Linked DNA regions of Homo sapiens: region 2 is linked to region 1. The links are chromatin loops, found by intact Hi-C in ENCODE. Cell type or tissue: endothelial cell of umbilical vein. All regions are shown on one strand. Each heading gives the region's core, and the rest is flanking DNA. Links, peaks and the distances in the headings are about the cores only.

Evidence for each region. Hi-C counts contacts between places; a loop is a spot of excess contacts. Peaks named below come from ENCODE experiments on the same cell type or tissue, not always from the same donor. Only the 100,000 strongest peaks of a DNase experiment are listed, where the experiment ranks them.
Region 2: it touches region 1 in a loop (3-fold over the local background); 2 of 110 quality-filtered maps call a loop at or near these places.

What each region holds. Positions count from the first base shown.
Region 1 is chr3:87,267,999-87,276,347 of GRCh38, reverse strand. It overlaps POU1F1 (POU class 1 homeobox 1), which reads left to right. Exons shown (of 6, transcript NM_000306.4): 1 at 1-27; 2 at 2,930-3,001. Among named protein-coding and RNA genes, the nearest start is that of POU1F1, 4.4 kb to the left of the region's middle. RefSeq lists a silencer at 3,247-3,296. In endothelial cell of umbilical vein, for the core only: no CTCF peak of the experiment used is centred there; a DNase peak (open chromatin) is centred at 4,797; H3K27ac peaks cover 1,099 bases.
Region 2 is chr3:87,330,188-87,338,536 of GRCh38, reverse strand. No RefSeq gene overlaps it. Among named protein-coding and RNA genes, the nearest start is that of POU1F1, 58 kb to the right of the region's middle. In endothelial cell of umbilical vein, for the core only: no CTCF peak of the experiment used is centred there; a DNase peak (open chromatin) is centred at 4,966; H3K27ac peaks cover 2,783 bases.

The DNA.
Region 1 (8,349 bases), core at 315-8,314:
ACCATGCCACCAATGTGATGTCTACAGGTACTGACTCCTATGACAGTTTACATATGACCGGGCCTAAATATTTCAGAATGAATGCTTTGAATCTTGATAGTTAATAATCTCTTTGCATCTTTCATTTTACCCCTCCAATTTAATTTGTCTTAAGTGAAGTAAGCATTAAGCATATCTAAAAAGCCAACATGCCAAATAAATTTTAAAGAAATATTAGTAAGTGTAGTAATTTAAAATCACTGTTGGCTTTGTTGTAAGGAAGAAAATCTGTTTTCTACATAAGAAAAGAATGAACTTGGACATTTTAAATCTAAAAACCTTTTTAATGGAAATATTTATAGAATAAGGAGCAAATGAAATGAATATTATAAAATAACAATATTTAAAAGGTGCTACTTCTTTATCTTAAAGGTTTATTCGGTTGTTAAATTACATTTACTATCTAAAAACAGCTATAAACCTTATATTAAACACAACAGAACAATCTGAATATCAACAACAATGGATTTCATAGAATAAAATAGAGTTTTAATTAACATATTTTAGCATAAGATACAGAAATTATAGCAAGAAATAACATGACATTTAAAGCCCATTAACTAAGGTAAATTTTCTCAAAATTGCATTCTGAAGAGACTTACTTCACTTCTAAGTTTTAACATTTATCTCACATAACTTTTTAGAACAAAAATTAAACCTAAGAATTCACAGGCTCAACACAATCAGCCAAATACATATGTTTTGCCAGTGTGTTCATTCTTTATGCAGTAACAAAGTGTTTTAGAGTTGATTTACAAATGGAGAAAGACTTGAATTGGGTAAATTTCTTCCATTGAATAGCAATATAATATTCACTTTCCACTTGTTTTAAATGCAATTTTTCTCATATTTAGGAATGAAATTATATACATTTAGAAATCAAAGTTTGAGTTGATACATTATTCTGATTTGAAGGATTTAAGCTCTATCTTTTGTTATTATTAAGCATTTTCTAAATACATGCGTAAGTTTGGCACCAATCTTCTGGTGGATTTTAAAGAATCTAGAGGTCAGATATTTAGACTTTGGTAAAATCATTTAATGTAGAGATTTTTCAATATTACCTTTTAAATTAAATTTCAGGAATCCGCCAAAGATTTCTGTAATTTAATTTAAAGGGTAATACAGGAAGTATCCTCCAACATAATTTTTGGAAGACACAATAGTTTTTATCAAAAATATATGCTATAAATAAATCTAAGCAATTACCACATAGCTAATCACATATTTTAAATAGTAGGTCATCCTATAGATTGAGAATAATGAGAATAATACACTATTTCTGTGTTTGAAGATAATTTGGCCAGCATGAAAATACAATTCAGAATCGAGGTAATAATCTAGTAAAATCTAATTTTATACTCAAAATGCCATTTATTTACTTTAAAATAAGTAACAATTTATTTAGTAAATTAGCCTATCCTGTATTTAACTTCCTAAAATCTGAAAAGCAAAAATTATTTAAGCCTTAAAATTAAAAAAGAATTATAATTAATAAAAGTGACCTACAAATGTTTTAAATGATAATAGCATTGATTTATAATTTTTTAATGAAATTTGAATCATATACATCTAATTGTCTAAGGAACTATTATAGAAACACTGACTTTAATGGGAACACTTGAGTATTAAATATGTTTAATGATAATTTGCTTAATTTTGGAATGCACAGTAATGCATTATATGTAATCATTATATTGCAAAATGACTTTAGTTCTTTTGAGCTATTAATTATAAAATAAAAATGTATACAGATTTTTAAAAATTAAAGATTTTTCTCTATTTTAAAATAATTTATTTTACTTTATGAAGAAAGGCATGTCTTTAATCACTAGTTTGTATATTGGTATTCTCAAAGGATTCTAACCATACTTTATAATATCTCATTTATTCAAGAAAATTAATTTATGAAAATTAACCAATATATTCAGAATATGAAGGAAAAAATTGAGAAAATAAAATATATAAGGAAATATTGGTTTTATTGTCAATATTTTGTGCTCCCTATCAACTTGATGATTTGTGTTTAAAACTTGATAAAAGTCTAATAATTCCAGTTTACTTCCAAAATACACATTGATTTCCTGAAGCATATAACCATTTATGAACGGTTATGTTTATGTACGGCTTTATGGCTTTATGGATATTAAGTCACTCAATGAATGAACTCATTTTTTGACCAGCTTTATCATTAGAATGGTTGTATCAATTGTGTATATGCAGACAACTAACAACCTCATGGTTTCAACATCAAAATAAATAGATCATATATTGTTACAGGTTTTTAATAGCACTCTGAATGCAGTGAGATTTTTATGATTGTATCTAATAAAAGGCTACTTGCTCTGCCATTTCCACTTTGATGAAACAAATTTGTTAGACAAATAAGCAAAAATACGCTGTTCAAGAGTGAATTTCTGTATTCATTCATACAGACTGCTTTATAATACCATGCAACACAAGAATTTTAAAGGACTATTCTTCTAGTCGGCGAGTTGCAATGTCTGCATTGAACAGAACCAACAAGCATTCTGCAACTCCCAAAGGGCCAAGGTCTAAATTGGTCAGTCACCCCTTCACGGGGCACTCGTAGCCATAGCACAGAGCACAGGATAATTAATGAAGTCCGTTTTGATGATTTATTATCTCGTTACATGAGACAAACTTTGATCCCCCCTAGTTTTAACCTACTCGTCAGAGAACTTACCCAAAATGAGAAAAACATATTGGCATGTAACTTTAAGAACCACATAAATGTGTATTTTTGAAATAAAACGAATGTGTCTTGAATCCTTATACATTTTCTTACCAGTCCCATCTATTTTGTCTTTGATCCAAACTCCTAAATGTTTGTGCACACATTTCTCGGTGACAACGTTGGGAAACACAGCAACAGGACTTCATTATTCTGTTCCTTCCTGTCATTATGGAAACCAGCCATCAACCTATGGAGTGATGGCAGGTAAGAAAAGTTGTCTTTTACATGTTATTGAATTTGGGGACACTTAGATGGATTTTCTGGGCCTGAAAGAATTGTGATCAGAGTGTGACATGAAATTTGATTTCTTAACTTTGAAAATTACTGTTAAAAATCACCACTTCTTGTTTCCTGCTCTGTGACACCCACAGAGACCATAGGGGTTATACCTAATTTCCCTACTTACGTATCTCTGAACTGCTGTGCTTCTTGAGTTTGCTTTGTATGGTTTTTATTGAAATTCACTATCGTCAAACTGTTAGTTGTAACATGATGCTATTGGTAGGCTTACCTTCACTAAAAATATAGTAGCTACTAGACACGTGTGGCTATTTAAATTTAAATGTAAACTAGGTAAAATAAAACAAGATTTCAAATTCAGTTTCTCAGTTGCACTTGCTACATTTCAAGTGCTCTATAACCACATGTGGCTAGCGACTCCCATATCAGACAGCACAGGTTTACAGAACACCCCCCCTCATCATTATATTTCTTCTGGACCTTTGGTCCATAAACATAAATAAGACATTGATTGAAGCTAAGAGTGATTGGTAGGGGCTTTAGTGATAGCTGTTTCAGGCTTTAGCAGCCCTTTCTGAATTGCTTCTGAGTGAGTCTTAAGTGAGATTGAAATCATTGAAGTTACATACTTTTCTCCTATAGGTAAGTGAAGTATGACTGTATCAATTATGGCTACCTGCTTATTGATCCTTCTATAAAGGCATTGAAGCACAGTTTTTGAGGAATGCGTAGATCTGGCTTATGAGATCTATTCATCAAAAATTCTTGTTTAATTTCATGGCATGGCCACATAAGATTTTAATTGTTTTTAAAAAGTACACAGTTTTATTATGCGCAGGATTTTCATTTGTTGGTTTATTTTTAAGATAGCTTTAGGAGATATACCTAACGCTAAATGACAAGTTAATGGGTGCAGCGCACCAGCATGGCGCATGTATACATATGTAACTAACCTGCACATTGTACACATGTACCCTAAAACTTAAAGTATAATAATAATAAAAGAAAAGAAAAGAAATTCTTTGATATTTTATCTTTATTACTACAGCAGGAAAAGAATTCTTATTGATGACAAACTGTGTGAGTAAATGTGTGTGTGCGTGTGCATGGTGTGTGTGTATGTGTGTGATACTGAGGGAAAAACTGTGGATAAAGGAATCACTTATTAGGGAAATCTTTTCTAATTGACTTGTGTTTTGTTATGATACAGATAAGCAGTAAAAAAAAAAAACCGCAGACAAATATTGATTTATTCCTATAATTTTCAAGTAAAATGGAGCAAATAGTTTAATTTTAATTAAATTGTTTAACCTTTGATATCTCAAAATTTGTCCATGTAAGACTAAATAGAACATTAAAACTTTAAAATAATAATCCAGAAAAATATGAGCTTCTCCTACATTCTATCAAGCAACATTCTGAATAAACCAGTATCCTAACATTTATGGTTAAATGAAGACTGGTGTTCTTAACAATGACCTGTAAATCCTGACGTCTTTTTTTAAAAATTAAGAATTAAAGCCATATTTTTTCTTCCTCTCTGAAAATTGATTATTTATGATCAACATGCTTAATTAGTATTCATGGTTAATGAGAATAGCCCTCCTCAATGATGAACTACTGTCATTATAAAATAGTAAAATAAATGCGTTTAGCTACTGGAGGTGCGGGTGGATTGCTTTCTGTGGCCTTTACAGCATTTTGATTATGAGACAGGAAATGACAAACACATGCCACTGTTTCCTGGAGGAAAGACCTTACAGTTCATTTAGAGGAACTCCCAGGAACCAAGGTACATTGTTAGTTTCTCTCTTAACCCAGCACAGAGGCAGTCCCTGCCAGTTGATTGAGGTTGGCACCAAGATTAAAACCAGTCACAGAGCAGGGGCCAATAATCTCTGGCCCAAATACCTTCAGATAATTTTTGCTACCAACTCCCACCCTGCCTAATCAGAGAGGGCCACCACTGGCCTCGGGAGTTTGCAGCTGGCCTCAGAATTCTAACACCCTTACTGCTTCCAGGACTGGAGCCAATATGCCAATGTTCACATTGAGAGTGTTGGCAGCTCATGTCTTTCTGATACAAGTTTCCTCCAGCATGAACTCAGCAAACCCTCTTCCACGAACCTCTTCCTCATTTCAATTAAAATGTAAAGACCCCTGGAAGAGCCTTTCAAAATGATTCAAAACCCTGTCTTAGTGACATCAAGAGCAGAAGACTTACACCAAGGTCTGGAGCTATCACTGTGGTCTTAAGATTAAATATATTCTGTGACTGAAAGAAAAACTCACCATCACAAGCACAAAGATATTTGAATATTTTTGAGAGGGATTGTTAAATCCCTCTCAAAAATTTTGTTAAAATGTGATATGCTTTAAATGTCAGAATGTCTATATTGGGACATAATTCAGTATTAGCATTTGCTTCATGAGAGATTAGATCTTAGAGAATCTGAACTCTCCTGACTTTATCCCCAGTAAAGCTGCATAAATTGAGTTACAAAATACAGCAATTCAGAAATAAGAGAGAAAAGGTAAATAAGAGACAAATGTATAAAGTACACAATAGAAACCTTATTATGTCATCTGAATTTTCTGAGAAGTCTTAAGTCATTAATCAAATCAGCCCCTTGCACACAATCCACAGAAGTGTCTTAACAACAACAACGACACGGTGTCACATACTCTATATAAAAGTGAAGCTACAGGAAGAACTATATTTCTAAAATATGTGAAATTACTTTATTTTCATATGGTTATTTCATTACTCATACTCTGATGCTTACATTTAGTTTGAGCATTTCATTAAATTAATAACTCACAGGAAAAGAAGAGCTATAACTAATATTTTGTCAGGTTGGTAGGTAGAATTTTAATGATCAGATGAATCCACTGTACGTAATAGTCCAGGTGCAGGCAAAATAAAGAGAATGACTAATTGGGAGTAATGAATTATCCATGCCATTAACTAATTACTAACATTGTTCAAGTGATTAACACCTCTGAGTTCCAATCTCTTCATATCTACGTTGTGGTGGGTACTACAACTCTACTGGGGTTGAGTAGTAGCAAATTTGTGTCAGCTCAAAATGATTTCTCTTTTGCCCTTCTCTTCACGTACTCTTGCAGCTAAATTCCTTCTGTCCTTTCACTCCTGAGAACTTAGAGAATTCAAATCAACACCTTACAGTACAAATAATAGAAAACCTAGAATTACAGATGCTGTTCAAAGTCTCTCCTAGATAAACACAAAACAAAACAAAGTATCAAAAAAAAAGTTCTCAAAACTCTGACTCTTGGGTTTCTGAGATTGTTTCTGTTCTCCAGTATCTGAAGCAGAGTACAATTCAGGAAACAAGCTCAATGGGGGTTCACCCTTTCTGCTGTCCTGTGGAAACAGCAAATCAACCTCACTGTAATAAATGTTAAACCCACCATCTTTACATGATGTAGTGGCCAAACCAAGAAGTAGTGTGAAAGTCCTTGCTTTAAAAGTTAATTTCAAGGGGAAAACAAAACAAAACAAAACAAACAAACTTGTTTAAGTCCCAAACTCTTGGGACTTAAACAAGATGATGAGCATCCAATTCTTTTTCATGAGAAGTGGATATTAAAAGAAAAGATTGTTATGGCTGAAAATATTCTTGCTGCCTGGGCTAATACAGAAGAAAACGGAAATCAGCCTGGCAACTGACAGGGAGAAATAGTCTAGTCTATTTTTGGAACCCATCTTTTCATTTTTTGAAATTTGAAATTTTTTTTTCTTAATTTACTTCTTTTGTTTAGTTCTTTGTTTTATTTGGCCCTAAATTGTTCTGGTTGTAACAACTCTAAGGAAACAAGTAATTCTGAAGATCTTTTGCTTCCACATCGTGAAAGGTCTTTTGGTAGCAGTAACATGATGTATTTTCACTTCCAGACTAGGGGTTGGCAACCCTTTTCTGTAAAGAACCAGACAGTAAATATCTCAACCTTTCTAGTTTTTGTTGCAACTATTCAACCTGTCATTGTAGTAGGAAAGCAGTCACAGCCTGTGTGTAAAGAAATAGGCATTTCAAATTAAACTTAATTTACAAACACAGGCAATAGGCCCCAGTTGTACACGGATAGGATTTACCAATGCACAAGAGTGAAAAGATCACAGTGGAAGTTTATAATTTCCTTTGAATTTTTATGCCTAAGCAACAGAGGGGAATATATGGAAATATTCAGATACATGTTCCTGTGCATGTTACAAGCACAGCAGGGTGGCGTATTTTACTATGTCCCTCTGCTTCCCCTGTTTGTTTTTTTAAGGCATCAAGCCAGTAACGTGAGATGATGTTGTCAGCTAACCACATGCTGCAAAGATCAATTTGCCCCATGCTATGGTACATTGAGTCAGCGCCTAGTAAGGCATCCCTATCTCTGACCCCCATTGCCTGCTTTAAAAGATTTACCTCTGTTCTTCTCTCTCCTCTGTCACACAGAAATGCATACATAGCAATTTAGAAAGGCTCTGGTGAATTAATCTTCAATGTGAAAATGTATTTGGAACTACAGTGTGCAAACACTTCTGAGCTATGTGTGTGTGTGCTGTCCAGGCCTCAAGATAATTTTTCTTTATCCATGTTTCAGAAAATGTTGATGAGACCTCTGTCACACATGACTCACAACATCTTTTATCTTATTCCTACTTTTTGCAGTAATCTGGGTTTTAAAAAGATTTGAAAAACATATTGCTATACATATCATCCCAATCACTCTCCACACTCCCCCAAATGCAGGCTCAGATGCTAGAAACAGAGGTTCGTTTGGCTGTTCTTTTAAATTGTTGTGATGAAATTCTGTGTGAAGTTAGTTCCAGGAAATCTGTGACCTTGCAGATAATTGTAGATACTTTCATGCAATGAAAAATGAAAGTGAACCAGGTGCAGTGGCTCACAACTGTAATCCCAGCACTTTAGGAGGCCGAGGCAGGCAGATCACCTGAGGTCAGGAGTCCGAGAATAGCCTGGCCAATGTGGTGAAACCCTGTCTCTAAATAAAAAATTATAAATAAAAAATAAATTAAAAAATATAAAAATTAGCCGGGTGTGGTGGCAGGCACCTGTAGTCCCAGCTACTAGGGAGGCTGAGGCAGGAGAATTGCTTGAAGCTAGGAGGCATAGGTTTCAGTGAGCCGAGAGCACTCCAGCCTAGGGAACAAGAGCGAGACGCTGTGTCAAAAAAAAAAAAAAAAAAAAAGGGAAAGGGAAAAAAATAAAAAATGTATCACACATCACATTTTCCTTCTTGTTCTGGATGCCAAACCTTGGAGCATGGTATTTTCT
Region 2 (8,349 bases), core at 94-8,093, 62 kb before region 1:
ACAGTATATGTATTTTACTCTATGCCACCTCATATCTTTTGGGACTTAAATGATGATAAATATGTATAAAAATATTTTCATTTTGACCATCCACTTACATTCTGTTTCATTTTTTTACTTGCATATTTTTACAGATTTTTGGATGAAATATTTGTGCTTGATTGTAAAAATTCTAAATTTTTTTTTCTGTTTTTTTTTAAATTATACTTTAAATTTTAGGGTACATGTGCACAACGTGCAGGTTTGTTACATATGTATACATGTGCCATGTTGGTGTGCTGCACCCATTAACTCATCATTTACATTCGGTATATCTCCTAATGCTATCCCTCCCCCCTCCCCACACCCCACAACAGGCCCCAGTGTGTGATGTTCCCCTTCCTGTGTCCATGTGTTCTCGTTGTTCAATTCCCAGCTGTGAGTGAGAACATGCGGTGTTTGGTTTTTTGTCTTTGAGATAGTTTGCTGAAAATGGTGGTTTCCAGCTTCATCCATATCCCTACAAAGGACATGAATTCATCATTTTTTATGGCTGCACAGTATTCCATAGTGTATATGTGCCACATTTTCTTTATCCAGTCTATCATTGTTGGACATTTGGCTTGGTTCCAAGTCTTTGCTATTGTGAATAGTGCCACAATAAACATACATGGGCATGTGTCTTTATAGCAGCATGATTTATAATCCTTTGGGTATATACCCAGTAATGGGATGGCTGGGTCAAATGGTATTTCTAGTTCTAGATCCCTGAGGAATCGCCACACTGACTTCCACAATGGTTGAACTAGTTGACAGTCCCACCAACAGTGTAAAAGTGTTCCTATTTCTCCACATCCTCTCCAGCACCTGTTGTTTCCTGACTTCTTAATGATCGCCATTCTAACTGGTGTGAGATGGTATCTCACTGTGGTTTTTGATTTGCATTTCTCTGATGTCCAGTGATGATGAGCATTTTTTCATGTGTCTTTTGGCTGCATAAATGTCTTTTGAGAAGTGTCTGTTCATATCCTTCACCCACTTGTTGGTGGGGTTGTTTGTTTTTTTCTTGTTAATTTGTTTGAGTTCATTGTAGATTCTGGATATTAGCCCTTTGTCAGATGGGTAGATTGCAAAAATTTTTTCTCATTCTGTAGGTTGCCTGTTCACTCTGATGGTAAATTTTTAATATAGATTTTTAAATAAATAAAAGATACTTAAAGAACATTCAAATTATCCATTATTTTTGTGGATGTTTTTGTTGTAAGAAATATAAACCTACTCAAACAAGCTAAAGCCGGAAAGGGCACTGATTGAACAGATGCAGGGAGTTTGATGAAATGCACGGCAGAGGAAATGTACAAGGGAAGAGTCAGAAGCTACAGGAATCTTGTTTTCCCTTTTTTATTTGTTAGTTTTATTTCCTTTCTCTGTAAATTTGTTCTTGCTGCTTTAGTATACATGCAAATATAGGTAAGTAGAAAATGACTGACCCAGCCTTAGTTTTACCATGAATTCCAGTTTCAAATTACAAGGACACAGGATTTGATTGGCTTATCTTGGGTCAGATGCCTACTGGCAGATACAGCTTAGGCCTGCATCTTCAATAGCAGCTGCTGGTAATGAGAGGTTTTCAAAGAGGAGGACATGGGAGGGGCATTTGACTTACTCATTCAATCACTACTCCCATTGCCTTACTATATAAATCACTGTTTATATTTTTGTAAATTTACTTTGATTTTTTTTGCAGGATGATTTTTATGAATATATGTGGTAGGTATGATTTGGACCCTTTAATTTCCACTTTACTGTAAGACATACATTTTCTTTTCTTATCATTAAAAACATGTTTTAGGCCACGTAGTTTTCTTTTCTTTTTTTTTTTCATTACTGACAAGAATTTTCATAATGAAGATTACCTTCAGTGATTATCTTCAGATTAATGGCTCAGATACATAATTAAATTTTTGTGAACTGAAATGTCATCATTTTTCTCATTTACCACTACTTTATTCAAAGTGGAAAAAAAATTGTGAGTTAATATTACCAAAAGGAAATGCAGCTATTTTTGCCCATCTATAAATTTAATATTTCTAACAGTTTTCTCAATTGTTTATATTAACCCTTTATAAAAGGTAGACATTTTACTGGCTCTTTGTTCAATAAAATAAATATAAAAATACTGGTCATGCCCTGCCTAGCTTGCATTATCAATAAGAGTATTAAATTAAGGCAAATAAGTGAATACTCCTTTAGAAGTATGGGGTGTTACCCATTTGTAAGAAGTTGTTATTTATAGCATCACTTTTATCAGCAGTCATAATGACAAAAAATTCTCCAAATTCTATTATGCTTGCACCTGAATTATTAGAAAACAAATCAAATGACTTTTCCTTTTTAATTCCATCCTCATTCCTGAGAACATATGTCATTTTTTTATTTTGCATCAGAAGCAGTACAGAAGGAAGTAGACTTCCCTCTACATTTGCCTCACATTAGAGATGACAGAGATGACACTAGGATTCACTTCCAAATTCAGCTTATTTTGGTTGTGTCCCCTCTCCATGGTCCTGTGGCCACATGTGGAGCTCTGGGCACTCAGCCACCTGCTCGCTTCCCCTCAGGAAACTGCTGTGCCACCTTTCCTTCAAGATTCTTTCTGAATCTACCCACAGACGTTGGGCTAGAAGGACAATTACTCTTGAGTCATGTGGAGCTTAGATCAGGTAGTTTTTCTATTGCTGAATATTATCACATATATGGTGGCTTAAAGCAACATGAATTTATTAGCTCATAGTTCTGTAGGTTAGAAGCCCAGGCGAACTAAACTGGGTTGTCAGTTTAGGGTCTTACAGAAATCCAGGTATTGACTGGACTGGGTTCTTATCTGGAAGTTCAGAAAAAAAAAATCAACTTCTGTGCTTGTTTATGTTGTTGGTGCAATTGAGTTTCATGAAGTTGTGGCACTGTGTTTCCCATTTCCTTGGTGCTTGTCAGCAGAAGATCTCTTTGAACTCCTTAAGGCCACCTCCATTTCTTCTTCCTTGGCCTATTCCATAGTCCAAGCCAGAGAGGGGGTATTGACTCTCTCTCGTTCTTCCAACCTCTCCAACTTTCTCTTCTGCTATAGTAGAAAGTAGAAAACTCTGCTTTAAAAAGCCTAATGAATTAAATTAGTTTCACCTCCAGATTTCTCACTATTTTAAGGTCAACTTAGCCAATAACATAGCATAATTATGGGACGGATACTTTACCATATTCAGTTTCCAGGGATTAGGATGGAGCATCCTGAGTGCCATTTTAGAATTCTGCTTCCACAAGGAGCACATATTATAGGTTTGTTTCAAAAAACTAATCAATTGTCTCAGGATCATTTATTGACCACTCCTCTGGTCCCTAATGATTTGTAATTACATATTCATAAACTACTAAATTATGTAGATACTAAAACCTAGGTTTTATTTCTGAGTTAACTGTTGGTTTCATTATTGATTTCTTATGTCTGTTGACTATTTTATTTCTTTAATAAATGTACTTTCATAATATTTTATATTATCTAGCTAGGCAAATTCTCCTCTAGATCATTTCATTTCTCCAATTATCTTAGTTATATATGCTAAGATATATAAGTATACTTAGCTATACATGCTAAGAATTTTTATTTTACAAAATAAGCTTGGAATTTGCTTGGAATTGTATTAAACTATTATTATATTAGGGTAAAGTTGAAATCCAATCTAGGAACATAGTCAAAGTTTATTTTGATTTCTCAATGTAATTATAGAAAGCCTCCTAAATCTCAAAAATATGTACAAAGGTTTGTATCTATAAGGGCTACTAAACCCATAAATTAAAAGAGAATTCTGCTTCTAGAAAGCTAAAATTTTGTCATATAAATTCTGGTTTTGGTTCAAAAACATCATTTCTGTTTGATTTGTCAGAAACCAACATCCCTCATACTACAAGAACTGTAGGCAACAACAACAAAAACATCTTTTAGCACTAATACTGAAGAAAAAACTATGTTGTATTAGAATAAATGAATATATAATTTGAAGGGTAATATAATAAACATCAAGAGTTCCTGTAGGTCTATAAAAAAAGTCTATTCAGATTATTTTGTGGTTTCATCAACAGATTCTTAAAGCATTAAGCCTTGGGTAACAATCATTCTTTAAAATTCATTCATAGACACATCAAATATAAAGCAAACTTTTTGGTATTAACATATTTTTATTGTGTTAATTGCATTCTCTATGTTTTAAAATGCTTTCTGTCCTTCCACAGTGGTAACATCGAGGAGTTGAGAGAATAAAAATTAAGTACTGTATTCTCTTTTAGAATCAGCTTAATTCCTCATCTACTTTCACAAAAATCCCAGAGGCCTACTTAGAACTTTTCCACTAGGCTCAGAATGTAAGGCTAGTACCAATCTTAAGGAAAGGCCATTCCTTCTTATTTTCCACAGGAAAAAAAGAGACTTTAAGCATGGCTATTTAACCTGGTTTTAAACTCTCTTGAGATTATCCAGACTAAAGATTGTGAGTTTGTATTTTTGCCTGGGGAGACAAACAGCTAGTTGCCTACTGGAACCTAGAGTCATTCTTTTGATTGATAAAGAGTATTCTTTCTCTGTTTCCTCAGTTTCTTCCTTTTGAGTCAGCTCATCTCGCTTCCTGGTCCAAAACCCTGAACTCAAAGAAAGCTAAAGTTTTTACGAAGTCTTAAGTGACCTACATGATCCTTCATGCTCTAGTCTCCTAGCTTTGTCTTTCCTTCTATCGTCCCAAAAAACAAAGCCTCAGACAAGCATTTACAAGCAAGAAACTTATTATTTTGAAAGTGACTTTCAAGACTCAGAGAAAGGGAACAAGAGGAAGGAGAAAAGTATGCCCACGGATGTGTCATTGAGATGGTTATCTCTGGGCAACTCAATCCTGCCAGGTCCTTCTGAGGTCATGAATATTGTGCCTATACATTGTTCAAAAGCAGACTGAGACGCAATACAATTTTAAAGAGTTTGAGTAAACAGTGACTCATGAATCAGTAATCTCCAAACCAGAGTGGTTCAGAAGCTCCACCAAGGAAATGCAAGGGGGAGGCTTTTATGGGGCAAATACAGAAGTAAAGCAAAGAAAATATTTGATTGGTTACAGTTACATTGTTGCCTATTTGATCTATCCCACTGGAAAGTCCCTAGTTATAAAATTACAAGGTCTGTCCCTGCTTCTGACCAGTTAAGCCTAAATGCTATTTTTCTTTCATGTAGACATTTACAAAAAATGGCCCCAATTAAGTTTCACTTATGTTTGCAAATCAAGCAAGGTTAAGGTTATTTATGAGGCCTAACTAGCTTTGTCTGCTGAGGAATTCTTCAGGCTCATTCTTCATTTTAGTTTAACGATATGATTGGGGAATTCTTATTCACCAGCAGTCATCTCCCACTGGTTTTGGGCTTTTCCAGGGGATGTTAACTGCACACTTCCACATTTACTTAGGAGCAAGCCCTGCGAGCCCCAGATGTGCAGTGATACCTACTGGGTCCTACCTGTCGAGGTGAAGCAGTGATGGCCAGAGCAAAGGAGAGATAAAAGACAGAAAAGATGTTCCGTAGGCCCCTACTCATCCACATGTACACAATTCCTCTCTGAGTTCCCTTCGTACTATTCTCCGTCCTGTTGGCTGCTCCTTGAATGCATCAGGCACAAATTCTGCCTTGAGGTCTTTGCATCAGCTATTCCTCCTGTGTGAAATGCTGTTCCCCCAGACATACCACTTTCCTCTAGTCTTTGCTCAGACTGTATCTTTTCAAAAGGGCAGAAACTGATCATGCTTATTAATATCACAACATAACCTTCCTCCTTTCCCACAACTCACACTCTCAACCCCCACAAACTCAATCCTCAAAACTTTCTCTATTTGTTTTCTTCTTTCTTTAACAATTATTACCTTTCAACATACCGTATCACTTATTTACTATGTTTATCACTTATAACTTGTCCTCTCCCATCCACATTCTGCAAAATCAAAGCTCCTCTAGGATTTTTAAAAATATATTTACTGATGAACATATTTCAAGTACTATTTGGACCGATTTCAGTCCTTTTCTGCCATCTTATGTTTTGATTCGGCAAAAAGGTGAAACTAAGCATAATTATTGAGGTTCCAAAAATTGAAATCAAGGAACCAAAGGGCTTACCTTGTTTTGTGGTTAATGATAAGAAGTCAATGCTTTTAGAGGAGGATAATTAAAATGTTCCAGATTAGCAAATGCTAGTGCTTGAATTTAAAGCAATTTGCACTTTTATTAACCTTCTAGGGGCATGAAGTGCTGGTCTTTTGTACTTTAAATAGTTTTTTCCTTATTATAAGCCATAGGTCAATATGTTCTCTTGATGATTATTTAATGTTAAAAAGGCCAAATAACTACAGTCAGTTACTGATTGAACTCCTTGTTCTACTCTTTTTCCCCCTTCTCACTACTGCATTTGGCTAGTCTTAAAATAAATAAATAAATATATAAATGCCTAATAACTAACTGACAAGTGTTATGATGGGGTTGTGTCAGAATAAATCCATCATAAATTGAAAATTTCATAAGTCAAAAATGCATTTAATACATCTACCCTACCATAATAGCTTAGCTTAGTCTAGCTTACCTTAAGTATGCTCAGAACACTTACGTTAGCCTATAGTTGGAGAAAATCATCTAACACAGAGCCTACTTTACAGTAAACTGTAGAGTATCTTATGCAATTTCTTAAATACTCTACTGAGAGTGAAAAAAAGAATGGTTGTATGAATGCTTAAAGTAATGTAAAGTCAGAAATTATCAGCCAGGGACCATCTGTAATTTAGAAATTCCTAATTTGTATTCAATTGATTAAAAAGCTAATATAAATTAGCCACTTTTTGAGAAAACTTATTCTCATGTTTTTGTTTTCTTGGATAAGCTTCATGTATTGGCTACATTGATGACTACATTATAAAAACAGAGGCAACAAAGTTCTTGAGATGACAGTCAACATTTTTAAAAATTGTCAAATAAAGTAATTAAGCATGAGAAGAAGAAAAAATCTGGAGATGTCAGAGCGGTTTCATGTTATTGTCCTAAGGTAGAGCAGTACATAAAATGCAGTCTGCAGGCTGGTGCCAGATCTGTTTATCACTAGGCCATGACAAGGTATATAAAGAAACTGATAATATGCATTGAAAAGCTTACAACAATCTTTTAAATTGCAATGACATCCAACTACATTATCATTGCACTTATCTAGTTAAGCAGGGTATAGAATAGTTTGGGTGCTGGCAAACTCATCTGGTGAGTTTCATATTGCACCACCAGTATAGTTATACTAGTCATGCACATGAGGACACGTATGGACCAGTAGAACACACACTCTAGAAAATACATGTAAATAAAATTTATTTAAATATTATGTCCCTCATCCCACATAATTTGAAAACTCTGCTCCAGAGGTCTTATGATTCTCCAGTTTGATGTTTAAATTTGTCATGGAAAAAAAAGTTCTTAGTTAAAATTTGAAGTTAAGACTGACTTTGTCATTCTTCATTGTCCTCTAAGCTAGGTCACTGTCCCATTTCTTCTGAGTTCAGGTCTTTGGTGCTATACCATGGGCAATAGCTCTTCACGTGGCAATGACTATGAAAATATACCTATCCCTAAGAAACTCCCTAAATATGTTATTATAACTGTTTACTCTTAACGTCTACCAGGATTTCACAAAGAAAAGAAAAAAGAATTTTTTCTTTAACATCATGTACTACCATATATCTCCAATATTAGCAATGACTTGCAGCCTCTGGACATTAGCTGTTGTAGAACCCCAAAATTTATGTTCACGTACTGGAGGCTTTAATGAGTAAAGTAGAAAATGGGCGAGGCAATATCCCCTGATAATCAAAGCTACTTGTATGCCTCAGCCGTCAAGGAGGTCTGCATGATTTAAAGATCATTGTTCTTTTTTTTTTTTTAACATATTAAACAACAAAACAACCCAAGTTCGTTAATCTTACAGACAACATCTCAGGGTTAAGCTATAAAGTTAACCAATTATCAGTAACCAACCTCTACCAAAATTACTATGTGCATTCAAGCAGTTTTACATGGAAGAAAAGGACAAAGAGAAAAAGAAAATAGAACAAACAAACATTTTATGATTTTTATAATATAGGCTCAGTTACATGGTAACAAATTCAAATTCTTCATGGAGCCAACAGATGTCAGAAAAATATCCAAAATTTAGAAATAAGCAAAAGAGATTATTGGAAGTTTGTTTTGAATACGTTTGATTTTGACCCTCTGTTAACTGCCTAATTTTTTATATTTTAGTTTTTGTAGGTGTATAGTAG